Linked DNA regions of Homo sapiens: region 1 is linked to region 2. A link is a contact called in ENCODE Hi-C or POLR2A ChIA-PET data. All regions are on one chromosome and are shown on one strand. Each heading gives the region's core, a stretch centred on a gene start or an enhancer-like site at or near the end of the contact. The rest is flanking DNA. Distances are from core to core; before and after follow the strand shown. Region 1 has its middle 150 kb from the start of SMLR1. Region 2 has its middle 200 kb from the start of SMLR1.

Region 1 (6,053 bases), core at 1,242-3,741, 50 kb after region 2:
AAGAGTACAGAAAGTTCACTAATACAGTTTTAGATTTTATATTATAAGTAACCTTTGATAAACTACTACTTGTTGTACAACAAAATAGAAAAAAATAAAAAAGAATTAACCTAATTAGAAAATAGGCAAAAGACTTGAATAGACATTTTTTCAAAGAAGGCATACAAATAGCCAACAACAGATATATGGAAAAATGCTCAATATCACTAATCATCAAGGAAATGCAAATCAAAGCCACAGCAAGATATCACCTCACATTTGTTAAGCTAGCAAGTGTTAAAAAGAATGTAGACAATGGAGAACGCTTACAGTGTTGGTGAGAATGTAAATTAGCACAGCCATTATGAAAAACATATGGAAGTTCCTCAAAAAATTAAAAATAGAGCTACCATATGATCTGGCAATCCCACTTGTGGTTATTTGTCAAATGGAAATGAAATCAGTATATTGAAGAGACATCTGCACTCCCTTGTTCATTGCAGTATTATTCTAAACAGCCGTGATATGGAATCAACCTAAGTGTCCATCAGTGAATGAATAGACAAAGAAAATGTGGTATATATACACAATGGAATACTATTCAGCCTTTAATAAGAAGAAAATTCTGTCATTTGCACAGCATGGATGAATCTAGAGGACATTATGGTGAGTGAAATAAGCCAGACACAAAAAGATACATACTACATGATCTCACTTATATATGGAATCCTAAAACGGGAGATGTTGGTCAAAGGGTACAAACTTTCAGTAATAAGATGAGAAAGTTCTGGAGTCCTAATGCACAGCATGATGATTGTATTTAATAATTGTTATAATAATAATAGTTAATAATTTTAAGTATGCAATACTGCACACTTGAAATTTGCTGAAAAAGTAGATCTTAAATGTTCTAACCACACACACACACACATGCACACACACACAAGGTAACTATAAAAAACAAAAGACATGAAGGAAACTACTACTATTGAATTTTTATGTATTATCAAAGAAGAATATATGCAATTATCTGAAATGGCTATTAAAATATTTCTCACTTAGGCAATCTTCTATTGGCATGATGCCAGAATTTCTTCATCTACTTAAAACAATTGCAATGGAATGCAATGGACTGAATGCAGACACAGATATGGGAATTCAACTGTTTTTTTTAATTAATCTAAATCTTAAATTGTTTTTTATTAATCTAAATAATAAAAAGGTTTCCCAAAATGTAAAATAATGTTATTCTTACCAATAATCTTTTGGTTTTGGAAAATGTAGTTATTTTTCATAAAATATGTTTCTTCTATTAATGGACAATGGGTTTATTATTTTTAATCAATAAACATTTTAATTTCTCAGTTTTAATTTCTGATTGATAGATTGACAATTATAACTCATACAAACAAAAGCTCTATGGGGTTCTCAATAATTTTTAAGAATGTAAGAAGGTACTGAGACCCAAAGATTTGAGAACTGCTGACCTTTGCATCCATCTTGAGATTTGTATTATACTGAAATTATCTTTCTTTGTGTTTATCTTTCCACTCCGGCTGTGAATGACTGATGCAAACCACAAATGACGTGTCATTGTGCCTCACGTACCAAGCACAGAATGTAGCATGTACTGGTGCTTAACAAACATTGATTATTGAGTTCCAAGCTCAATTGGTATAACCTGTTCCCTCAAAGAACTAACTATATCACTGGAGAGTTAGGATATGCACCCCAAATAGAAAAATTATATATTCTGATTTTATTAAAGTGCCAGATGAGTTATAAGGGCAGAAAAGTAAAAACATTTAGAAATTTGTGAAGATAAAATACCCAAAATATCTTTATATTTACTGATCCCTGTAAAAATAAGGCTATTTGAAAATTCTAAGAGGTTACACAAATATTTTAAGAAATATTTACAACAAAATTCCAACTTATTAAAAGAATTTGGATAGCCTCCTTTGCTTCTTTCTATATACAAAATTAGCTATGATTTTAAACTGTAAAAACTGAAACTTGATCCCCTTGAAAAGCATTCTAGGATTCTAGCAATACCCAACTATGATCAATTAAAGATAAATTGGTGTTGTGAATTAATGCATTTATATAAGAGAGAAAACATCATAATTTGAAGCTACTTGTGAACACTAAGCTTGAAATGGAAAAACAAGAGTGTTGCTAGGAAATAAGTGAAAACAATCAGCTATTTTTATAGTCCAGAGCATCTTATCCCCTTAATGTGTTTTATTTAATTTGTTTATTGCTTTAAAAGACATTATTTCATATTAGAGGCATGATTTGGAATATGTACCTGAACAGCAGACTCTTTTGTGGAGGGAAATGAGTTTTACTAAAAGATGTCAGCTAATGGAGTCTTCCATTGGCCAAGATAAGTTTATTTTTATTGATGGTAACTATCTAGTCTCTAAGCTTAAGCAACCCAAACAAGTCCCCGGGCCCTAATAACTGCAACAGGTGTTTCTCAGGCTACCAGCCAAGAGCCACAGAGGGTCATCCTCAGAAAGAAAAGAGCAGAAATTTGTGACTTGGCTCCACCAGCTGGCTCCCTGGAATGCAGCACTTCCAAATCCCTTCTTCTGGCTCACAGAAAATATCAAGATTTTCCAGCACCTGCTGCCTTTTCCAGCTGCTGGCTCCTGGCTCCCACTTCCCCAGCCTACACCCAGAAAATCTTTGAGCTGCTCTTGCCCACCCTGCTGCCCACACTGTTTTCCAGGAAGGCCACATGCCTTCACTTTCTTTGATCTGGTCATTTTCCTCTTCTGTTTTTATGTCCCAAGTTGAAGTAAGACAGCAGCTCTGCCAGTCATGCATTTTTTGTGGCTCATGTGCTTTTTGTTGTTGTTTTGCTCCTTTTAAATAGCTCTACTCTTCTAAGGATTCTAGCAGTTATCCAAAGAGTTCCAGACTTCAAAACAATTCAGCAACACAACACAGTGTTCTTAAACAAAGGGGTTGATTGCCTTTTAGTTCAGTGTCAGTGGGTAAACTCCTTGAGATTCTTCATTATTGTGGACTGAACTGTGTCTCCCCAAAAATCATTGAAGTCTCAACTCTCAAGATGACTATATTTGGAGATAGGGCCTTAAAGGAGGTAATTAAGATTAAATGAGGTCATGAGAGTGGAACCATAAATATAGTAAGATTAGTGTCCTTATAAGAAAAGGATGAGACACAAAGAGCACATGTACACAAAGGAAAGTCCACATGAGGACACAGTGAGAAGGTGACTGTTTGCAATCCAAAGAGGGAGGGCTTACCAAAAACCAACCCTGCAGCACCTTGTTCTTGGACTTATAGACGCCAGAACTGTGAGAAAATAAATTTCTGTTGTTTAAGTCACCCCTTGCTGACTATTATCCCCTCTGAAACAAATGTACAAAAAGGAGAGCCAAGAGAACAGGAGGAGTCGTTATAATGGACAGAAAAACTTCACAACATTTCTGGAAAACCGAAGATGGACAAAAACTTACAGATAGATGAAATGACCAAAGAGGTCCACAGCCCAGACATAATTATGAGGAGGCAGCAGTATAGATGACAAGAAATGCCCTGTTGTAACTCCTGCAGGATGGAAGTGAGAAGTTACACTTTCATCCTCCTCCCCAAATCCTGCATCTAAAGCAAAGTCTGTTAGCATTTTCCCCTAAAGACTGAATAAAACATTTGAAGATAATTAAACTTTTTAGCTTAGTGACTCAAAATGAAAACTCTCTCTTTCTAACATGTGAACCTCTGTAGCCTAACAACTGACTTCTTACACATTTACCTGAACACAAATGCTATTAGTCAACACCACACAGAGTTTCTAGACAGAATTCATACTGAGAAGAGAGATTTTGAGGTAGGAAATCTTAAACAAGAGCAGAGAAAACTCAAATATATGCAGTCTTTCTGACTTAAAACAAGTGCATAAGCAATGGTTACCAGGTATTGAACTAGCAGCAGTAAAGAAAATCAATAACATAAATAAAAAATGACACTGGAAGAAATAGAGATAATTCAGGAAAAAGAAGAAAACTTTTAAGAAATATTCAAATGTATATGCTTTTTAAAAGATGAGCCATAAAACATGAACAGGATATTATGAAAAAAGAACAAAACCTTCTTGTATTAGTTATCCATCATTGCATAACAATGCATAACAAATTACCATGAACATGGCAGTTTATAACAATACCTATCTGTTGTGTAACAGTTTCTGCACGTTGGGAGTCTGGCCACAGCTCAATTGAGCCTTCTGTTTAGGGTTTCACAAGGTTGCAGTCAAGGTGTTGACTGGGCCACATATTCATCAGGAGTCTAAACTGGGGAGGCTGAGGCAGGTGGATCACTTGAGTTAGGAGTTTGAGACCAGCCTGGCCAACATGGTGAAACCTTGTCTTTACTAAAAATACAAAAATTTAGCCGGACGTGGTGGCACGTGCCTGTAATCCCAGCTACTCGGGAGGCTAAGGCAGGTGAATTGCTTGAACCCCAGAGGTGGAGGTTGCAGTGAGCCAAGATTGCACCACTGCACTCCAGCCTGGGTTACAGAGTGAGACCAGGCCTCAATACACACACACACATACACACATACATACATACATACATACACACACTGGGGGAGAGTCTACTTTTGGGCTCACTGGGGTTGTTGCAGAATTAATTTCCTTTTGGTTGTAGGACTAAGAGCTCTGACTCTTTGCTGACTTGACTAAGGCCACCTTCCATCCTCTAGAGCCTGTTTTCATCAGTTAGAGGCTGTTCACTGTTACTAAGTCTCTCTACAGTTCCTTCCAAAGAGAGCTTCCCCAACAGTACCACTTACTTCATCAAGCCAGTAAGGAAAGTTTGTAGAGGAAGTCAACCAGCAAGATGAAATATTACATGACATATTATAATCATAGAAGTGGCTTCCTATCTGTTGTTTTGAAGCAAATGACAGCCTGTCCACATTTAGAGGCATGAACATCAGGAGGCAGTATCACGGAGTGATCAACTTAGAGTCTGTCTGCCATACATCTGAAAGATTAAGTTTGGTTAGTTACATTTTAATAACTCAGCAGAAATATCCAATATAATTAGTGAACACAATTTTTTAAACCCCCAGAATATAGAGCTAAAAGATAGTCAGAAAATATGAGAGAAAAGACAAGGGAAATTAAAGAGTTTTGTCCTCTAAAAAATAAAGATGTAGGAACAATAAGGAGTTTACTTTGGGAGAATACAAGAATGAGAGAGAAGGGATGTAGGAAGAGGAAGGGCATGAATAACTTTGGTAGAAATTAAAATGTTTTTTGCTTGGGTCTTTATGTATTTTAAGACCCTGGAGGTTGGCCATTTGCTAATTACGTGACCTTAAAACAAGTTACTATTCCTCTGGGATTCTCAACTCATCTATAAAATAAGGAAAATAAAAACCTCCCATCACATCACTTGTAAAGATGAAAGGAAATAATGCAGCTAAAGCACTCTCATGGTCAATGTTATGTGTCAACTTGTCTGGGATAAGGGATGCCCAGATAGCTGGTAAAACATTATATTTGGGTGTGTCTATGAAGGTATTTTCAGAAGACATTAGCATCTAAATCAACAGACTAAGTAAAGAAGATCACCTTCACCAATATGTGTAGGCATCATCCAATCTGTTGAGTCCTCAAAAAGAACAAAAGTTGGATGAGGGGTGATTTCATTCTCTCTTCTTGAGCTGGTATATTCATCTGCTCCTGCCCTTGGACATCAGAGCTACTGATTCTCAGGCCTTCAGACTTAGATGGGAGTTACACATTGGCTCCCCTGTTTTCCAGGCCTTTGGACTTGGACTGGAAGTACAACGCTGGCTTTCTTTGGACTCCATCTTGCAGACAACAAGTAGTGGGATTTCTCAACCTCCATGATCTCTTGAGCCAATCCCTCATAATTAATCCCCATGTATCTATATAACTAACACATATATATTTATATAGATAGATAAATGCATATCCTACTGGTTCTGTTTTTCTGGAGAACCCTGACTAATACAACTACTTAGCACAGGGCCTGGTACAGAGGTAAACTCAACTAACATTAAT
Region 2 (5,929 bases), core at 2,243-4,742:
AGATAGCAAGATTTTCTTAAGACTAAAAAATATGTCATTTTATGTAAATATCACATTTTCTTTATTCATGTGTCTGCTTGGACATTAAGGTTGTTTCTATATCTTGCTACTGGGAATAATGCTGCCATGAACATGGGAATGCAATTATCTCTTTGAGAATCTGATTTCAATTCCTTTGAGTATATTCCCAGAAGTGAGATTGCTACATGGCAGTTTTTTTTTCCCCAGGGAATCTCCATACTGTTTCTGTAATGGTTGCACCAATATATATTCCCGCCAATAGTATATAAGGATTTCCCTTTTTACCACATAGTCACTAACACTTGTTATCTTTTGGGTTTTTTTTTTGGGGGGGGGGGTTGTTGTTTATAATAGCAGTCATAACATATGTGTGGTGATATCTCACTGTGGTTTTGATTTACATTTTCCTGATCAGTAGTGTTAAGCATTTTTTCCTATACCTGCTGGTCATTTCTCCTCCGGAGAAATGCCTATTCAGATCTTTTGCCCATTTTTAATTGGATTACTTTTATCTTTGCTATTGAGTTCGACTTTCTTATATATTTGGATATTAATCCTTTTTCAGATATATGATTGCAAATATTTTATCCCATTCTGTAGGTTGCCTTTCCATTTTCCATATTTCCTTTGTTGTGAAGAAGGTTTTTAGTTTGATGTAGTCCTCCTTGTCTGTTTTTAGTGTCATATTCAAGAAACCATTGCCAAGACCAATGTCATGGAGATTTTCTCTTATGTTTTCTTTTAATAGCTTTGCAGTTTCAGGTCTTATGTTTAAGTCTTTAATCCATTTAATCCAACATGAGTTTTGTGCATGCTGTAAGTCCAATTTCATTCTTTTGCATGTGTTTATCCAGTTTTTCCAACAGTAATTATTGAAGGGACTATCCTTTCCTTATTGTGTATTTTTGGCACCCTTGTTGAAAATCAGTTGATGTTATATGCTTGATTTTATTTCTGAGTTTCCTATTCTGTTCCAATTGATCTATTTGTCTGGTTTTTTTTTTATGCCAGTACCATATTGTTTTGATTACTATAGTGTTGGGATATATTTTGAAGTCAGGAAGTACAATACGTCCAACTTTGCCCTTCTTGCTGGAAATCCCTCTATTTAGGGTCATGTGTTCCATATGAATTTTAGGATTGTTTTCCTATTTGTTTGAAAAATGCCATTGGGATTTTAATAGAGATTGCATTGAATCTATAAATCACTTTGAGTAGTGCAGACATTTTAACATTAATTCTTCCAATCCATGAACATGGGATATCTTTACATTTATTTGTGTCTGCTTTAACTTCTTTCATCATTGTTTTCTAAATTTCAATGTACAAGTCTTCCACCTCCTTGGCTAAGTCATTTCCTGAGTCCTTTCTATAGCCATTGTAAATGGGGTTGTTTCCTTAATTTCTTTAATTCCCCAGAGATGTTTGGATTGCAAACAGATAATTCCACTAGCTATAGAAAAATCTATAAATGTTGACTTTCAGATTTATTTTCCAAGTATCCTTTGAAAGAAACAAATAGCATTTTTGTACAGATCCCCCAAAAATGATAATTTCATTTTTATATTTTAAGTCAATTTAAATTCAATCTTGAACCTAGAAAAATTAGAGTATTAGTCTGCTTCAATGCCCACACTCCTGTGAACATTGTCAGAGTCAAAATGGAGTAAATTGTGTTTAAAATTCTGGCAAATAGAGCTGGGAAAGTCCACGAAGGAAGGGTTCTCATGCATAAATGACTAATAGCAAGAACTATCACAAAAGACGCTGCAAAACCACAACTTTGCACAAAGGCCATGGCAACTTTACACAAAAATATACTTCTGCAAGGACATCTGCCCAGCAACTACCTGTCCAACCTCAGACCAGCAAGGTTATTGACTTTTTTAGCCAAGGATAATTACCTTAAAACAATTATGTAAACTTTATCATTTTTCTTTTAAAAATCCTGGTCTTCTTTTACCTTCCTGAATACGCACATAGTTTACTGTGGCACACATATTCCCTTTGCAATGCCCTATTTCAAGAAAATAAATATTTTCTTTTATAGAGCGTCTCTCTGCTTGTTATTAAGGTTAACACTCGCTGCTGCTTCTTAAAACACACCAAAAATAACTGTTTTTTCTTTCAGACTTTTCCTGAGAGAGCATATATTCAAAATTCTCTAGTTTTCTGTTTATTGTTGTCATTGTTATTGCTGCCTGTAAGACAACAAATATACCAAAAGCAAGAGAATACTTTCATCTAACCAATTTTTCATGCCCAACAAGTTGCTAAAGCAAGATTGATGAGTGAACGGCTAGAATAATAGGAAGAACAAACTTTTTCCTGCTGGTGGGATAAGCTGGTGCTCAGCTGGAAGCAGTTCTCTAACTGCTGAAAGAATAATGGAAACTTCTCTGGAACATCCTTAGGGAATTTAATACCTGTAAATGAGTGAAAGGAAAAAGGTACAATGTGCACAAACAAGCATATACACATCTTGAAATGAATTCTAGATCCTGAAGCTTAATTCACAGCTGCTAGTATTGAAATCCTTTGTTTAGAATAATTTAGAGCAAATTTAACCAGTAATTAATAAAATAGATTTTACAGTAATTGAAGTTAGATAGCGAAGTTGATAATTATTTTGGAGCTTTAGAATTTTTCTCTCTACAAACTAGATTTCTAAGAATATTCTTTTTTTTTTTTTTTTTTTTTTTTTTTGATATGGGGTCTTGCTCTGTCACTCAGCTTACTGCAACCTCCACCTCCCAGGCTCAAGCAATCCTCCCAAGTCAGCCTGCCAAGTAGCTGGGACTACAGGTGTGCACCACCACACTCTGTTAATTTTTGTATTTTTCACAGAGGTGGGTTTTCACTATGTTGCCCAGGCTTGTCTCAAACTCCTGGGCTCAAGCAATTCACCTGCCTTGGCCTCCCAAAGTGCTGGGATTTCAGGTGTGAGCCACCGTGACCGGCCCCTGAGAATATTCTTAAGATATTTACAGTGGAATAGGTAAAGTGAGTGATAGGGAGTGCTGAAGATAATAAACAGAACTCATTATCTGAAGTTATCAGTAGTTCGGTTTTCTCACAGTTAATCCATATTTATGAAAATAATAAGTTGTCAATCAAGAATAGAATCAATAAAAATATTTATTAATCTGCCATGTTAAGACTACAGGCACATAAAAACAAAGAGATTAATTCAAACATTTCATCTGCATAATACCTCAAACCTGACTATTTAAAAGTGGTTGGGTAATTAAGTAGACATTTCACTTTTTATACAAATATTTGGAATCTTTCCATGCCTAAGGTTTATTTTCTTCATTAAAGTGTTATGATTACTGCCACTTACCTGGGAAATAAAATGTGACAGGAAGTTCATCATGAAATGGAGATGCCATTCCCTGCCTGGGACTATTTCCCACTCTTGTTCCATCTGTACAATAGTCATTCTATAACCTCGGCCCCAGAGGGTCTGAGGTTGGGACTTAGCCTTACCAACCAAAGAAACAACTCCTGGTCTGAGTCATAGAGTCATAAATTTAGTCACATAAAACTGTCATCTTCAGTGACACTCATTGAAAATGTGCCTGGACCTATACAATTTCCTTTAAATTAATTTCAATTTCCAGGGAAAAATGATTCAGAAAGCAAATAACGTTAATGTTCTTCCCACAAATTCAAAATAATTTTGAGAATTTCACCACTATATAGTCAGTTATAAGATGGCAAAATAAAAACATTTTTCAAATTCTTAAAGCAGTGAGATGCTAATTGTTCATTTGTGAAAAGCCAGAAGCCCTGTTTTTAAATAACAGTGCATCAATTTCCAACTTGAAACAGATGTTGGCACTTGGGATGACTCATTATTCTTAACTCCTGTCGGAGCACTTGCCCACTGGGCCTCAGATTAAATTTCAGAACACAGGCAGCAGCACTAACTTCTGAGAAGAAAATGTCACTAGAATGCCATTTCACATCAGTGACAGTGGCTTCTTCAGAAAATTAAGCTTCATTTCATGTCTGCAAGAACAGTGACCATTGACTCACCACTGCGTTAGTTCAGCTTGCCCAATAATAACTACAGAGCTTCACTCTAAAATCAAGTGCAATAGCTGCAAACAAGCTTAGAAACGGGACTCAGACAGAGCACCTAATAACTGCCCTCGCAGTTACTTTTCTTCAAAACTCATTCTACTTCTAAAGATCTATAGAATATGGACATAATTTGGTCCTTAAAGTCTAAAATAGACAATGCAAATTTGGCTAGATGAATTTGATCATTTGATCAGAATCATCAAGCGCTATCAGAAATTTATCATTACATATTATTTTTTACTTAAGCTCAAAGACTTTATTTAAGTTTCCAAATCTTATTTAAAAACACATTCCAAATTAAGTTATGGGAGAGTGAACAGTTCTGTGTAAATTCTAATTTAACTTAATTTTTTAAAAGACGAAGATCTGATCTCTCGATCAGGAGGACTCTCTAAACTTGAAAGCATTGGAAGGTATCAGAAAGGAAAATAATCACTGTATTTGCTTTCCTAAAAATGTAAAATATATGTATCTAAAAAGTGTCATTCAAAAATTAAGAAACATATAAAACTGAGTAAATATTTATGATGAATATTGCAAAGGGTTGCATTCTTAATTTAAATTGATAAATGACCACCAAAATATCATTATACAAAAGACATGAGCAAGAAATTCACAGGTAAGGAAATATAAGTAGCAAGTACATTTAAGAAAAAAGTGTTCAACCTATCAATTAAACTGACAAGGTGTTATCTTTCTTTTAATAAATTGACACTATTTTATAAATATATTATTTTTAATATAAATATCATTTATTCTTGGCATTAGTATTAGTAGTATTATGTTAGTACTCTCAGTATTAGAATTAGTAGAATTATAAATTAGTCCCATCTTGCTAAAAAAAAAATGCATTGGCATTTTTTACTTGGAGCCTTAAAAATATGTACATGCTTTAGACCAGGAAAGTTTTACATACAAAGATCATTATTGCTATGTTCTTTATAAGAGTAAAATGTCCGAACCAACCTAGATGTTCAAAAATAGAGGAATATTTAAATTGATTATGAAATATACATATCCTATATTGTGTACAACTATGTAAGAATTTAAAAGTATACCTGCAAAGTATTTTAATTATAAGGAAACATATTTATGACATATTATCAAGAAAAAGTGTATACATTTTATAAAAATATAATCCTAAATATGAAAAAATATACCCATAGAAAAATACTGTAACTATACTTACACAAGTGATGATTATTACTTGGTAATTCACTATACAAGACAGTCCCCCTTCTTCGTACATTCTTATATTTTTTAATTTCCTCACAATAGGCATGTGTTACTTTAGTATTCAGGAAAAAATAAGCCTTAGTTTAAATGTGTATCAAAATGCTCACTTTAATTTTAAAAAACACATATTACACCTGTGACATTTGCAAAAGTAGTAGCAGAAAATAAATACATGTCTTGAAGAACTATAATTGGATTTAAGAACAGTTTGAACAATGTGTTTATTATACTTGGAAAAATATTCATTATAGAGGGTGACCACAAAGTCTAGAAATAAATGTGTATTATTTATCACATATCTTAATGTAATATCAATAATTCATCAATTGTGAATTTATCCATGTTTCCAGACTTGGTAGCCATCCTGTAATGAGCGATGGGATGTCAATCATTGAAAGGCATGTGTGGCAAATTTAAAAATTAAAAGAACTGAATCCATGACAACTTGTGATTCAAAGATCCCACTAAAACTTCATGGGATGGGGAAGAGGGTGATAAGAATAACTATAATGTTTTCTTTCTGGTAACCTCCCTTTTTCAGAAGGATCAATTAAAAGCCATATTAACACACTATACAGTTGAT

The links. A loop is a pair of places that touch in the nucleus more often than their neighbours do. ChIA-PET counts read pairs that join two places held with the same protein, here RNA polymerase II (POLR2A). Pooled maps may share reads with other maps.
Region 1: a loop to region 2 is called in a pooled map, with 3 times the contacts of the local background. The contact joins two enhancer-like sites. A Hi-C loop is called at or near these places in 1 of 37 single-sample maps with no recorded cell type and 8 of 50 pooled maps. POLR2A ChIA-PET finds 5 or more read pairs at or near these places in 1 of 52 experiments (H1).

The regions. Positions count from the first base shown.
Region 1 is chr6:130,673,745-130,679,797 of GRCh38, forward strand. No RefSeq gene overlaps it. Among named protein-coding and RNA genes, the nearest start is that of SMLR1, 150 kb to the right of the region's middle. Within about 2 kb of position 2,492, at least 2 of the 41 ENCODE cell types and tissues checked have a DNase peak (open chromatin) inside an H3K27ac peak, as active enhancers do.
Region 2 is chr6:130,622,504-130,628,432 of GRCh38, forward strand. No RefSeq gene overlaps it. Among named protein-coding and RNA genes, the nearest start is that of SMLR1, 200 kb to the right of the region's middle. RefSeq lists a silencer at 3,681-3,975. Within about 2 kb of position 3,493, at least 2 of the 41 ENCODE cell types and tissues checked have a DNase peak (open chromatin) inside an H3K27ac peak, as active enhancers do.